Regions from separate parts of the Homo sapiens genome. Here regions 2, 3, 4 and 5 are each linked to region 1. A link is a contact called in ENCODE Hi-C or POLR2A ChIA-PET data. All regions are on one chromosome and are shown on one strand. Each heading gives the region's core, a stretch centred on a gene start or an enhancer-like site at or near the end of the contact. The rest is flanking DNA. Distances are from core to core; before and after follow the strand shown.

What was found. A loop is a pair of places that touch in the nucleus more often than their neighbours do. ChIA-PET counts read pairs that join two places held with the same protein, here RNA polymerase II (POLR2A). Pooled maps may share reads with other maps.
Region 2: a map of CD8-positive, alpha-beta T cell shows a loop between it and region 1 (12-fold over the local background). The contact joins the promoter of RPS3 here to the promoter of PPME1 in region 1. A Hi-C loop is called at or near these places in 1 of 168 maps with a recorded cell type or tissue (CD8-positive, alpha-beta T cell) and 6 of 50 pooled maps. POLR2A ChIA-PET finds 5 or more read pairs at or near these places in 1 of 52 experiments (activated T-cell).
Region 3: a pooled map shows a loop between it and region 1 (15-fold over the local background). The contact joins the promoter of FCHSD2 here to the promoter of PPME1 in region 1. A Hi-C loop is called at or near these places in 1 of 37 single-sample maps with no recorded cell type and 7 of 50 pooled maps. POLR2A ChIA-PET finds 5 or more read pairs at or near these places in 2 of 52 experiments (Caco-2 and GM12878).
Region 4: a loop to region 1 is called in a map of CD4-positive, alpha-beta T cell, with 8 times the contacts of the local background. The contact joins the promoter of CLPB here to the promoter of PPME1 in region 1. A Hi-C loop is called at or near these places in 3 of 168 maps with a recorded cell type or tissue (CD4-positive, alpha-beta T cell, CD8-positive, alpha-beta T cell and naive thymus-derived CD4-positive, alpha-beta T cell) and 10 of 50 pooled maps.
Region 5: a loop to region 1 is called in a map of naive thymus-derived CD4-positive, alpha-beta T cell, with 16 times the contacts of the local background. The contact joins the promoter of ATG16L2 here to the promoter of PPME1 in region 1. A Hi-C loop is called at or near these places in 2 of 168 maps with a recorded cell type or tissue (naive thymus-derived CD4-positive, alpha-beta T cell and posterior vena cava) and 8 of 50 pooled maps.

What each region holds. Positions count from the first base shown.
Region 1 is chr11:74,170,027-74,172,726 of GRCh38, reverse strand. It overlaps PPME1 (protein phosphatase methylesterase 1), which reads right to left and starts at 1,438. Exons shown (of 14, transcript NM_016147.3): 1 at 1,205-1,438. The coding sequence starts at 1,305. C2CD3 (C2 domain containing 3 centriole elongation regulator) reads left to right here and starts at 1,725. Exons shown (of 33, transcript NM_001286577.2): 1 at 1,725-1,989. The coding sequence starts at 1,935. RefSeq lists enhancers at 644-1,566, 1,344-1,793, 1,567-2,490.
Region 2 is chr11:75,398,137-75,400,836 of GRCh38, reverse strand. RPS3 (ribosomal protein S3) reads right to left here and starts at 1,319. Exons shown (of 7, transcript NM_001005.5): 1 at 1,260-1,319; 2 at 13-143. The coding sequence starts at 1,289. It overlaps SNORD15A (small nucleolar RNA, C/D box 15A), which reads right to left and starts at 446; the gene lies at 299-446. RefSeq lists enhancers at 1-756, 983-1,342.
Region 3 is chr11:73,140,964-73,143,663 of GRCh38, reverse strand. It overlaps FCHSD2 (FCH and double SH3 domains 2), which reads left to right and starts at 1,346. Exons shown (of 20, transcript NM_014824.3): 1 at 1,346-1,807. The coding sequence starts at 1,787. RefSeq lists enhancers at 198-337, 418-527, 2,398-2,627, 2,127-2,700 and silencers at 758-1,137, 1,298-1,677, 2,078-2,217.
Region 4 is chr11:72,433,201-72,435,900 of GRCh38, reverse strand. It overlaps CLPB (ClpB family mitochondrial disaggregase), which reads left to right and starts at 1,370. Exons shown (of 16, transcript NM_001258392.3): 1 at 1,370-1,829. The coding sequence starts at 1,427. RefSeq lists enhancers at 419-1,225, 1,289-1,748.
Region 5 is chr11:72,813,160-72,815,859 of GRCh38, reverse strand. ATG16L2 (autophagy related 16 like 2) reads right to left here and starts at 1,449. Exons shown (of 18, transcript NM_033388.2): 1 at 1,297-1,449. The coding sequence starts at 1,414. LOC107984421 (a long non-coding RNA gene) reads left to right here and starts at 1,793. Exons shown (of 3, transcript XR_007062771.1): 1 at 1,793-2,700. RefSeq lists an enhancer at 677-826 and silencers at 1,357-1,806, 2,207-2,296.

The sequences.
Region 1 (2,700 bases), core at 189-2,688:
AATCCTGTTTGAAACTACAAATATCCCCTCAAAACCAAATGCCTATTCAATTCTCTCCACTTTCCAGCAATTACTTCTCCCATGTTCACCTCATTCTTTCTCCTCGGCCCAAGTATCCCCTAACCTGGCACAAGCCATTTAACGATCTAAAATTCCAAAACCTATCTCTTCTACATGGCTCTCCTTCCTTTCCAGCAAACTATTTCTCGAACTCCCAATGCTTCACTAATTCAAAGTCTTAGGCCAGTACGTCGCTTCCCTCAGATCTACTAGCCCAGCAAAAACTGATTGCCCAAATCTTCCTCTAAGCTTCCCAGACCTTACAACTGCAGCACTTCCATTCACCAAACCGTATTTATAGTCATCTCTCAATCTTTAGAGCCTATGGTCACTCTGTAAATTCTTCAGTTCTCTCCTTCTTCTCTCTCCCTTATCCTGTCCAGCTTCTCACTCTGTAAATTCTTCAGTCCTCTCCTTCTTCTCTCTCCCTTATCCTGTCCAGCTTCTCAGCACATTCCTACTACCCTTAACAATCTTCGTGGCTATGTTCTCCACCTTACCTTAGGCCTACTCCCTAAACTTTCTCATTCTCCCTTAAGAGACCTAATCTCACCTCTCATTCGCTGAATCTGTCTTTACACCTCTGGGAATTCTCTAGAATCGTCTGCTTCCTAGTTCTCCTCTTTCCTTCTCCAGCCCTGTCTCGAGTGTTTTCTACCCCCCTCAGCTTTTCTAGTATCTAGTTCTCACAGTGCAGATATTAGAACTCTGATAATATCTACTCCTCCCAAACCTTTCCTTAGTTGTTGGCCCAATTCCCCTCAACTTTTCTCTCAGTCATTCCCCACTTCCCTCCACCTTCCCTGGCCGATTCTCCTCCACCTTTGTCACCGTTCTACTCCCTTTTCTAAGCCTCCTTTATTGTGGAAGTGATTCTCAGATCCCTTATGTTAGTCTCTCAGCTTCCCCAACCTTTGCCTCATTCCCCTCTCCCTTCAACAACGTTATTTTTCCTCCAATTTCTATTGACTTGGCGCCTCCCCTAGTACCCCAATCTGCCTTCTACTCCATCTAAATATCTCCAGGCCGCCAACATTTTCTCCTATCAGTAGACTCCTTTCCCGTGCCTCTATGAACGCCCAGAGATACCATTCTCCAACGGCTGGGGCCTGGCCCATAGGGAGAAGGGGTATGGGTCACGTACCCCATTCGCATCTTGGCTCCGCTCTGACTGCCCCCGCTGCCGGGTAGAGGTGGGCGAGAGGGAAGGCGGCCGAGGTGCATGCTCTTTTCGAGGGCCGACATCGAGGGGAGGCTGCACGCACGTAGTCAAACAGTAGGCGAAGCTTCGTCCCACGTTGAGTGTGGCCCAACCGGTCACGACTCGCTCCCCTAACGACGCCCTGTCGCCTTTGGACAGCACCCAGCTACCCGTAGCACCGCCTACCGCCCACCGGCTCCGTAAACTCCACCCACTCGCTTCAGCGCTTCCACCGGAAGTGCGCAACAGCACTCATACAAAGGAAGCTGGGTAACAGAGTATGAGAACTCCGCAGACTCCCGGCTGGGAACCCGACGACTTTCACCGGAAGGAGGAGCGCTCTTCAGGGCAATGCACCCTGCGCAATGGAGTCCACAAAGGGCGCATCCCTATGCGCTTGCGCAGCTGGAGGCGCCCCCCAGCCAACCCCGGAGAGGTATTGTAGCAAAGCGTCCTGGGTATTGTAGTGTATTGGAGGGAAGGCGTCTTGGCGCCTTCTCTTCGCACCGTTTTCCGGAGACTGTTAGAGGAAGAGTCGCTTTTTCCTGCCTCCCAGGCTGCCCAGCGGCGCCGGTTGCCGGGGAACGCAGGCGCCGTGGGGAGGGATGGCGGGAGGATACTGCTTAGGTGCTGGAGACGGAGTTGAGCTGGTGAAGAAGAGCTCGGGCTCATCATGAAACAACGAAAAGGCCAAGGGTCTGGGGGCAGCCGTGGGCGCAAAAAAAGAGGTAACCTGAGCGATCAAAGATTGAGGAAAGCGTAATAGGAGAGCAGGGTGTAAGGAATTTTAGGGAGACCCGCACCCCCGCTGGATAAACAAGAAAAGGGACGTAAGAAGGAAGTAGCCAGGGAACCAGAAGGTTAAAAGGAAGGGCAATTGGCCCTCCAGAGAATAGAAAGGAATTAGGGGCTGGGGTAGGGGCCACAGACAGGCGATTAATGAGATGAAGGTTACCGGTAGGATGACTGTAGAGGAGAAGAACAAACAATGATGGGATTGGTTTTGATAACGAAGTGAAATGTATGTGTGTGTGTAGCTTTCGAGGTCCACAGGGACAGGAAGAAACATAAATTGGCAAAGGGATTATATCATTTGTTGTGTGATTGTGGGCAAGAATCACGTTTTATACATTACTGAATGACCAAGGATTAGTACAAAGCAGGACTCGGTAAATGTTAGTTGAATGAATGAAGTATGAAGGGCTGACTATGAGCAGGAGTTGGGAAAAATAATTGTAGAGTATAGAGCCGGGAAGAGTGGGGAATGACAGGTGTGATAGGATTGGAGTGGGGGTAAGGGCATGACGATCTCCTGAAGGACCTGAGATCATGAAAGAGTGTGCAGCAGAGAGTCCTCATCAGGTTAGCAGCTCAAGGAGACACAAGCTCACCGAGTAGGGGATGTTAGCTGCAGTGAGAACAGTCAACCTAGGAACCCA
Region 2 (2,700 bases), core at 70-2,569, 1.2 Mb before region 1:
AATGAGTTTTACCTGGTGGCTAAGATAATGATTTCTGTCCTGGTTGGTGTAACTCGCACCTCAACTCCAGAGTAGCCATCTTCAGCCAGCTCCCGAGTAAGAAACTCATTCAGTTCAGCTTTGAAGATGCCATCAGCGACAAACTAATCCAAACAAAGCAAAGTTCAAAATTAGGAGATCGGTGTAGGCTCACTTTCGCCTGAGCCAGTCTAGTCTTATTAGTCAATGCATCCCTCACCAAAACTAAATACCTCCAACCAATGGTTCCAAACCCTTGTTCCAACAGGAGTGCAGCAACCCTTCTCAGACAAATGCCTCTAAGTCATCTTTAGGAAATTACTTCAACCAGGGCTCTTTAAACTGTGCCACAGAACGCAGCACAGAGTAGGCCACCTGGGCAAAGAGAACATCCCCAAGTCAGACTCGTCATCATCTCTTCATCGAAGGGTTTAAAACAGTTCCACATGCAAAACAAGAAACTGCTCTAATGGCCTATTTACACTTCATTCAGCACAGCAAAGACACTGTACTTGTCACTGTTAAGGAATAGATAGTAGACTTAACATATAAGCTCTCTCACTTGTAGACACAACCTGCACCGTCTAAAGAATCCCAGCCATGTTATTTGGCTTTACGGTACCAACAGAGCTGGCAAATCCTAACTCTCGAGAAGTTGTGGATTTAATTTTGACATCGAAGTGTATATACGAAATGACAAACTGTCTATTTTTAAAGCTAATGATTTTTACACAGTTCTATCCCATGTAATGACAAGGCGTTAAATCCGAGGCAGCTTCCTCCCGGGGTCCCCAGACGGAGCAAGCAACCGTCAGCAACCCTTCAAGTTGAGGTCCTGGGGCCAGCGGACTGTACCCAGAAACGACCAGTTAAGGCAAGAATACACTGCTGCCTTCTCTTCCCAAAACCACGGGATAAGACATGAGGGAAATGACACACGCCCTCAAAATACCACGTTTACTAATTCCGTTGACCGACAAATGCTCACAAACGCCTTCTCCGGGACAGAAGGGGCGCCTGGTGCCCATCTCTCTGCGCTTCACTTGGAACCCGGCCACACAGCGCCCTCCTGGCTGGGGCCTCTCACTCAATCCACCGCCATCCGCGGCCCGCAGGAACGCCAGGAAGCCTAGGCCGCTTCCAGGGCAGGCCACGGAGCTGCAGGCCTCGCGGTGGCACCCCGAGAAGCCCTCGACCCGCGCGGCGCCGTCGTTCTCCGAACCCAGTCCCCAGAGGCTCACCTTCCTCTTCTTGGATATTTGCACTGCCATCTTGCCGCCGCGCTCCGCTGAAAGGAAAGGAAGTGGCTCGCGGGCGGAAGTGAGTATAAAGGGCGCGAGCGACGACGGAGGGCTGCGCTGCGTGCACGCCTGTGGGTGCTCATGGGAAATGTAGTTTTTACGTAAGTAAGGCGTCCAGGGAAAGAAGAATGTAGGCAGGAACAGGAAAGGGGCTTCATCCAGCAGGACTTCTAAACTTCAGGGGACCTTAGAGTTCAATTCTCATAGTTTCAAAACAAGCAATGTGAGGTGCAGAGGTGGAAATTACAGGTATAAGTTCACACAGCAAGAGAGATTAACCAGCGTGGAACTCTGGCCCCTACACTTTCAGGGTGGACACTGTAATGAAAATCTGCTGAAATCCCTCAGTGAAACTCATTTAAGACTCCTCTTTGGGAGGCCAAGGCGGGCGGATTACTTGAGGTCAGGAGTTCGAGATTAGCCTGGCGAACATGGTGAAACCCCGTCTCTACTAAAAATAGAAAAATTAGCTGGGAGTGGTGTCGGGCACCTGTAATCCCAGCTACTCGGGAGGCTGAGGTGGGAGGATTGCTTGGACCTGGGAGATGGAGGTTGCAGTGGGCCAAGATCCTACCACTGCACTCTAGCCTGGACCACAGAGTGAGACTCTGTCTCAAACAAACAAACAAACAAACAAACAAAACAACTCATGTCCCCCAGTCTGTACCCATTTCCTCCATTCCAAATGATAATAATAAAACCTGATACTTACTAAGTGTCCTAGGGACTGCGTTCTGTGTCCTTTATGTTGTTCTCATTTACCCCACCTTACTTTCATCAAGTCCATTACAATTTGTAACAGAAGTCCCAGAAGGTCCCATGGGCCCGCCCTTCCTTCCTTCCTTCCTTCCTTCCTCTCTCTTTCTCTCTCTCTTTCTCTCCTTTCTTTCTTTTCTCTCCGGTTGCCCAAGCTGGAGTGCAGTAGTACGATCTCAGCTCCCTGCAACCTCCACTTCCCAGGTTCAAGTGATTCTTCTGCCTTGGCCTCCTGAGTAGCTGGGATTACAGGTGCACACCACCACACCCAGCTAATTTTTGTATTTTTAGTAGAGATGAAGTTTCACTATGTTGGCCAGGCTGGTCTTGAACTCCTGACCTCAAGTGATCCACCTGCCTTAGCCTCCCAGAGTGCTGGGATTACAGGCATGAGCCACCGTGCCTGGCCTTCTTTTTCAATTAAAAAAAATTCTAGCCAGGTGCAGTGGCTCAGGCCTGTAATCTTAGCACTTTGGGAGGCCAAGGCAAGTGGATAGCTTGAGGCCAGAAGTTTGAGACCAGTCTGGGCAACAGAATGAGACACCCTCATCTCTATGAAAAGTGAAAAAAGAAAATTATCCAGGTGTGGTGGTGTGTGCCTGTAGTCCCAGCTACTCTGGAGGGA
Region 3 (2,700 bases), core at 97-2,596, 1.0 Mb after region 1:
CTGAAAAAACGGTGGAGTAATCCAGCTCAGCCTCCACACAGCCCCGTGACTCAAAAAAAAAAAAAAAACCTCCCTGGGCATGGGGAAGAGGTATTCCTCTTCTGAGGACCCCAAGGGAGGTCGATAAACTCCCCCGTAGATGGTCTGAACAGAGCAGGAAGGTTCATGTGTGGTGGTGGGGTGCACTGCTTAGATAAGCACCCTCACTGGCAGATAAGGAAGCCGAGCTCACCTAGCCTGTTAAGGAGCAGGCAAAGTGGACTGGCACCCAGAGATCCTGACTCCCAGACAAGGGCTTCCTCTATGGCCTCTCCTGCCTCTTCTACTTTTCCTCGTGCTTATTATCCTGCACCTGTTTCTTTTTTAAAATAACCCATAGAACACTTCCTGACGCAGATTCTAGTCCTGCTGTGTAACCTTTAGAAAGGCTTCCCTCTATGGGCACTTGCCTCCCCGTCTGTGAAACGGGGGCCTCGGCCTTAACGTTCTCTTGGCTCCCTCTCAGCGGAGTCAGTGATGTTTGACTTGAATGCCCTGCAGTAGAGTGCCGCCGTTTCCTTTGCAGAGCAACTGCCTTTCCGCCCTACAATCGCAATGGCCTGGCACCTGCGGCCAGCCGCAAAGCGACTTGTCCTTGCTCGCCTCTCTCGCGCACATCTAGCTGGTAGGGAGAGTAGGGTGTTGAGGGGCTGAGAGGAAGAAAACGCCGGAATTCTCGTATCCCACAGGCATGCTGCGCCCCCCTCCCCACTGCAAACGTTTCCCTGCGAGCGTCGTCCCCCGCGCCCCCCGACACACACACACACACACACACACACACACACACACACACACACACACACACACACACACGCAAAGGCAGGCAGGAGGCGGGGGCGGCCTGTGCGCGTGCGTCGGCGCGGAGCCCTCTCCCGCCCACGTGCGCGCCCCCGAGCGGAGACGCGCGCGCCGGGGCGAGCTGGCGGGAAAGCGCGCGGGAAGCCCCCGGCTGGCTCCCAGCGTGGGGGAGGGAGGGCAGGAGGCGTCTGGAACGTGCCACTCTCGGAGAGAAAGGGGGGATTTTCGCGTGGCGCTGGCGTTTCTACACCTCCCACCCACCGACCAATCCGTTAGCTTCCCCCTTCCCCTGCCGCGGTACGAAGCCCCGTGCCGTGGCCTAGCTCCCTCCTGGCAGCCCGGACCGGCCCCTCGAACCCCGCTCTGGACAGAGCGGTTCCCTCAGCATCCGGAGCGGGGCGCTGCGCCGCGCGGCGAGGCCGGAAATTCCCGCGGCCTGAGTGGTGGAGCCCTAGCGGGGAGAGCGGCGCCACCTTCCTCCTCCCGGGCGGGCGGGGGCGTTAGGCCCAGCGAGGGCCGGGCCGCCTGAGTGGGTGGGGTGGGGGCCGCTGCGTCCGCCGGGAGCGGCGGCGCAGGCGGCCGACCGGGAGCGCGGACAACGCGGCTGCGGCTAACCCGCCGCCCGGCCGGCTGAGACCCTCGCGCCCCTGCTCCTGGGGCCCCCGCCCCCTCGCCGTCTCCGCCTCCTTCCTCACACACCCCCGGGCCGCCCGGGCCGCCCGGGCCCCAAGCCTTCCCGGTGCTCCTCCCTCGTCTCCTCACACTCGCTCTCTGGCTGGGGTCCGCCTGCCGCCCGCTGGCCTGCTCCCTCCGGGGCAAGTCTTGCTTCTTAAGCGCTCCTTTCACACACGCGCGCGCTCGCTGGGCCGTCCCCTCCTCTCCGGCCCTCCTCCTCCTCCTGGTCCTTGCTAACGCTGCCGTCGGGGAGGATTGATGTCCCTTCAGCATCATGCAGCCGCCGCCGAGGAAGGTAAGGGCGCAGCTGGGGGGCTTTGGGGTTCGGAGAGATGCGTACGCGGAACGCGGCTGGGGCGACCGCTGCGCCCCTTCCCCCTCCCGCAAGGGGCCGTGACCGCCCTCGTCTTGGGCTTGTCACCGACTTGCCGCCGGCTCCAGGTGGGGGGCGCGCGTGTGAGTTGCCTTTCCGACAGAGGGGCCGCCGGGGCTCGTCCGTCCTCTAACGCAGGAGACCCCCAGACATTTCACAAGAGTTTCGGGTGTGCATTTGTGTGTGTGCGCGCGCATGGCAATGCTGCCCGCTGCAAAGTGCATTCTCGGGGCTGCACCGAGGGGGAGGCGGGGACGCCCCTGCAGCTTTGCAGAGCCTTGTGCGTGTGTGATTGTTTAGTCTGCACCAGCTTTGAGCCCTCCAGCCGCTTGTCGCCAGCCCCGCCCGTTTGCAAATTTGCGGGGGATTTGTTTCTAGCCTAGCCTTAGGGTTTGGCCTGCTTTTCCCACGGGGCGGCCGAAAAGAAGTTGGAATAGTCACCGCCTCCCCACCCCAAGGGAAAACAAATTAAGGATTGACGGGTCCTGCCTCGTCCCCGGCTGAGGGGCGAGGAGGCTGTCGTGCTGTCTTCAGAAAAGCGAGGACCGGGCCCGGGAGGTGCGTGGGGTGTGCACTGCGATCCGGGGTTGGATGACCAGGGTGGGAGTGACGGATGCACCCGGCTTGTCATCAGTCTCCCCGCTGCGCCCTTCCCCAGCTTTCCCAGGGGCCGAGGCTGTGTCCTTGTCTTTTTAATCCTACAGATGGATACTGAATGTCTACTCTGGGCACTGGGTGGATGAGGCCGTTCTGTCCTCCCCTCGTGGGCAAACATTTGCCTAACGCCTAACTCACCCGTGTCTGCTGCCGCTGCT
Region 4 (2,700 bases), core at 121-2,620, 1.7 Mb after region 1:
AGACTTGGAAGAAACAGAACTGGCACAAAGAAGAACTTCCTCCTTTGCCTACCTATGGGTTCAGTTTGGAAAAGAGGGGGCGGGATGGGAGTGCAGGTGTTAATGGAAACTATATGCTCAAAATCAGAAGACCTGAGCATTACTTTACTCCAGGTGATTTACTGGCAAATCTTTTCACCTTTGAGCCTCAATTCCCTTCACTGTAGACGGGAATAACAGTTCTTGCCCAGCTTCTCACACACAGCTGCCATGAGGATCAGATGAGATGACCCACTTGAAAGCCCTTTAAAAATAACACAATCAGGGCCAGGCGCAGTGGCTCACGCCAGTAATCCCAGTACTTAGGGAGGCTGAGGCAGGTGGGTCGCTTGAGGTCAGGAGTTGGAGACCAGCCTGGCCAACATGGTGAAACCCCGTCTCTACTACTAAAAATACAAAAATTAGCCAAGCGTGGTGGTGCGTGCCTGTAATCCCAGCTACTCGGTAGGCTGAGGTGGGAGAATCGCTTGGACCAGGGAGACGGAGGTTGCAGTGAGCCGAGATGGCGCCACTGCACTCCAGTTTGGGCGGCAGAGTGAGATTCTGTCTCAAAAAAAAAAAAAAAAAAAAGACCGGAAGTCAACTCTTCAAATAAAATGTATTCCTATCTCAGGTGCAGTAGTTACCCTAAACATCTTTTTGAAAGGCCGCCCAGGCTGAAAAAAGAGATAGGCTAAACTAAATAAGCATAAGTTTCATAATATGCCTCTGCTGAAGATTCTTGGGTAATTTACACCAGTCAAAAATTGTGGGCCGGGCGCGGTGGCTCACGCTTGTAACCCCAGCATTTTGGGAGGCCGAGGCGGGCGGATCGCCTGAGGTCAGGAGTTAGAGACCAGCCTGGCCAACGTGGTGAAACCCCGTTTCCACTAAAAATACAAAAATTAGCTGGGCATGGTGGCGGGCGCCTGTAATCCCAGCTACTCGGGAGACTGAGGTAGGAGAATTGCTTGAACACAGGAGACGAAGGTTGCAGTGAGCCGAGATCGCGCCACGGCACTCCGGCCTGTGAGACAGAGCGAGACTCCGTCTCAAAAAAAAAAAAAAAAAAAAAGTGTGTCGTGTGCTTCAACTAAACTAGGAAAGAAGTCTTGGGATTCTAATCTTTAACTCTAATCGCCACGCCCCTTCACCCGAACTCTATTTCCCAATATGCCCCGGGCTTCTATAATCCCGCAGTCATTGTGACGCAATCCCACAGCCTTCTGGGAAACGTAGTTTATTTATTCTCCAGCTGGGGAAAGGCTTAGGGCTGTGGACTACCTCTCCCGTGAGGTAGTGCGCAACTCCACCCTGTTCGCGGCGTCTTCGAACGCGCCGCGGCAGCCATGTTGGACGTGGTCAGCACAGGGGCCGGCACCACGGGGTTATCGAAGCAGCTGTCAAGATGCTGGGGTCCCTGGTGTTGAGGAGAAAAGCACTGGCGCCACGGCTACTCCTCCGGCTGCTCAGGTCCCCAACGCTCCGGGGCCATGGAGGTGCTTCCGGCCGGAATGTGACTACTGGGAGTCTCGGGGAGCCGCAGTGGCTGAGGGTAGCCACCGGGGGGCGCCCTGGAACATCGCCGGCCTTGTTCTCCGGACGTGGGGCAGCCACCGGGGGGCGCCAGGGAGGACGCTTCGATACCAAATGCCTCGCGGCTGCCACTTGGGGACGCCTTCCTGGTCCCGAAGAAACACTCCCAGGACAGGACAGCTGGAACGGGGTCCCCAGCAGGGCCGGACTGGGCATGTGCGCCCTGGCCGCAGCGCTGGTGGTTCATTGCTACAGCAAGAGTCCGTCCAACAAGGGTGATTATGAGATCTGGGTTTGAGGAAGGGAGAGGCGGGAAGATTGTCCTAACTTCGTATCTTAGGAGGGTGGGAGGTACTTATAGGTTTAGATCCTTAGAGCCTAAGTCTTGGAGGGACTCAGACATCATCTGGTTACAGGGGCAGGGTGTTGCCCTAGAGACCTCATCACCTCGGAGTTGTATAATCTCGTACCATAGATCCGCTTCCCCTCTCTGGGCATCATTTTATCCATCTGTACAATGGGGATATTGGACTAAACATCTAATATTATAGCATGGTCCCCTTATGTTTCTCATATTCTGCCTGGTCCAATTCCTCTTTCCTGAGATCTCCAGGAAACGGAAATTATGGGGTGTTTTAAGGGCAACCGCCAGATGGTTTAGAGAAGTTGCCAAACCGCTCCCCCCTACCCCCCGCCACCAAAGGTGCCAGAGTCAGGAACAACCTGACTCGGTTCTAATGCCAGCTTGACCTCAATTTATTTATTTATTTATTTATTTATTTATTTATTTATTTATTTATTTATTTCTGAGATGGAGTCTTGCTCTGTCGCCAAGCTGGAGTGCAGTGGCGCAATCTCGGCCCACTGCAACCTCCGCCTCCCGGGTTCAAGCTATTCTCCTGCCTTAGCCTCCCAAGTAGCTGGGACTACAGGTGCGGGCCACCACACCCAGCTAATTTTTGTATTTTTAGTTGTTGGTCAGGATGGTCTCGATCTCTTGACCTCCTGATCCACCCGCCTTGGCCTCCCAAAGTACTGGGATTACAGGCGTGAGCCACCGCGTCTGACCAATTTCTTTATTTATATAGTGAAGGATAGTTTCCCAACATTTTTACAGTACTGTTATTTTGACTCTTTTTGGAGTTC
Region 5 (2,700 bases), core at 200-2,699, 1.4 Mb after region 1:
CCATCAACAGTCACTTCCTCTTTTCTCACCAGTTCCAGGGGAGGGTGGGGTGGTAAGTCCGGGCCTAGCTCCCTCCTCATCAACTTCCTTCCCACACTCAGTGCCCTGTCACCTTGACTGAGGCCCTGGGCCTGGCCTAGTTCTCATGAAAACCCCACCTCAGCCCCCAGGGTACTGCAGCACCCAGCAAACCTAAAGAAGGTCTCTATACCCAATTAACAAGTAAGAAGACTGAGGCTTAGCGATGTGATCTGCCCAAGGTTTCAAGACTGGCCCTTCAGTCTGATTTCAGCCCTCCAGATCTCTCTAGTCCCTCAGACTCACAGCTCCCTGGGTCGGGGCGGGGGGCAGGGGTTGGGGGGGCGGTGACCCCCTCCCTCAAACTGGACGGTTCCACTGTCTGTCTGAGCAGTGGAGAAGTGTGGCTGCTGGAGGTGGGGGCTGGCCTCGCAACCCTGAAGGTAGAGGACCAGCAGCCTGGAAGCTTGCAGAGAAATTTTCCTGGCTAAGAGCAGATTTGATTGTGGGGGTTTGGCCAAGATTAGCCCCAGTGAGAGAGCCGCAGGGATTGTGGTTAGACTTCCAACCACAGACATACAATCGCAGGCGGCCAGAGGTGCGACACACAGGCACACCTGTTCATCCCCTCTTGAAATGCCACACCCTATCCTGACCAGCTGCCCAGAAACAATTCTGAGAGTCCGACTTCGCTGGGCTCAGCCAGCATCCACCAGCAGCCCGGGGCCCCCTGATGCCCCCTCAGGCTGGGTAGGCTGACAGGGAGGTGTTCCATAAGCCTGTGCCAGCGTCGCCTGTCAGCGGCAGAGCCTGAGATGCACAGCCTCCTCCTTAGAGGTTCCGAGTGTCGCCCCTCTCCGGATGGGCCAATAAGTGGCTGCTCTGGACAAGTCCCGCGTTCTTTCACTGCGCTACCGAGACTAAGTGCACTGATCAAGCCCCTACCCCGGGGACTGCCCGGGTGGGGAGGCAAAAGAGACCCTGCAAAACCAACACCCGAGGACGCACTTGCGTCTCGGAAGCCCAGCTTGTGGGAGGCAGAGCCCGTCCTGAGGGGCGACGAGGGCAGGGGGACCAGGAGGGGCTCGTCCAGGTTCTAACCAGAGCCTGGATGGCAAGGGGCGGAGTCCTGGCAGTCGGGATGGGCGTAACGCACAGGCTCAAGGCATAAGGCACAGCGCACTCGGGTCACAGGCGGAGGAGCCAGCCAAACCCTCTCCCCGCGCCCGTAGCCGCGTCCCCTCAGCCGCCATCCTCTCAGCACCGGGGCGCACTCACAGGCCGGCACCAGCTCCAGGAAAAGCGCCTTTTGCGTACGGTCCCGAAGCCGCAGCTGCCGCACGATGTGGCGTTTCCAGCGCGCTGCGGGGGCACCGGGGACGCCCGGCCCCGCCATGGCCGCGCTCTCCCGCCTAGCGGCGCGTTCCTCCCGCCCAGGACGGCGCCAGGCCGGGGCGGGGCCTCGCGGGGACTCCGTGACGCCAGGGGGCGGGCGGCGGCGGGGAATCCCCGGCTTGTCCCAAGAGGGCTTTGGCGGGGAGGACCGAAGGCCGACGCCGGGAGGATCTGCCTCCGGGAGGAGCCGCCTCCGGGTCTGAACCGCCGGGGCCCCGTCCGAAATGTTCACCTAAGTGGGGGCTCCTGTGGCTGCGAGGGTCATAAGCAGGAGCGAGGTCGGAGCCTCCGGGGAGGCTTCCCCCACGCGGGTGGAGCGCTCCGGAGGCGGGGCCCTCAAGGCCCGGGTGTCTTAACCCCGCCGCGCCCGGGCCGAGTTCGAGAGCCGCTGGTGCTTCCCAGGCCGTCGCGCTCCTGGCCGCGCACCCAGCCAGGGACCCAGAGGCCCTCAGCCCCGGGCTCTGCGCGTACACTGAGGGCGCGGCGCAGCAGGACAGCAAGATAAGGAAGCAGAGACTGAAGGGAGGAATCCCCGCTTTCCGGGGATGATGGCGTTCGAGTTGGGTCTGTGAGGGATGAAATAGGAGTTGGCCAGAGGGAGAGAGGGACTCTAGGCCTCGAGAAGAGCACGTGCAGAGGTTCCGTGACACGAAAACGCCAGGTGGGTGCGGGGCTGGGAGGACAGGAGGCAGAAGGGTTTACGGCTCCACATGGTCGCCGAAATTTTAGGTCCCTGAGAGTAAAGGGGTGCAGCTGATTTCATCTAGAAAGCCCCTGGCCGGGAGGAGAGAACGAGCTTGCTTGCCTGGGGTTGCAAAGGAGTGGGTAGCTGAGACGGCCAGCACCCCAGCATCCTGACTCAGGGCCAGACGCTTCACCCCATTGGGCGGCGTCTGGAGGAGCAGACACATCTCTTGTGGGTACCCTCGAAAGTGAATCATGGGTCGCAGGGAACTGTGGTCAAACCGTCTCTAGCTAGATGCTAGAGAGCCAGCTCTGCAGGCTCAGGCTACTGTGAGACACGAAAGGAGGGACTCGCTGGGCACAGCCTCACCCTGGGGCATGCCAGCAGGCCCTGCCCTCTGAGTGTTGGCAGACTTGAACATCCCTAGGGAACGAGAGAAGTTGGGCAACGATGGGAGAGCAGTGCAGGCCCTGGAGGTGACGAGTCTGTTGAGATTCTGATGGGGATGGGTCAGAGGACGTAGAAAGCAGTGAAGGCCTAGACGCCCCCAGGTCAGTGTAGCCTGCTCTGCTTCCAGTGAGCTGGGCTCAGTCCCCCACATG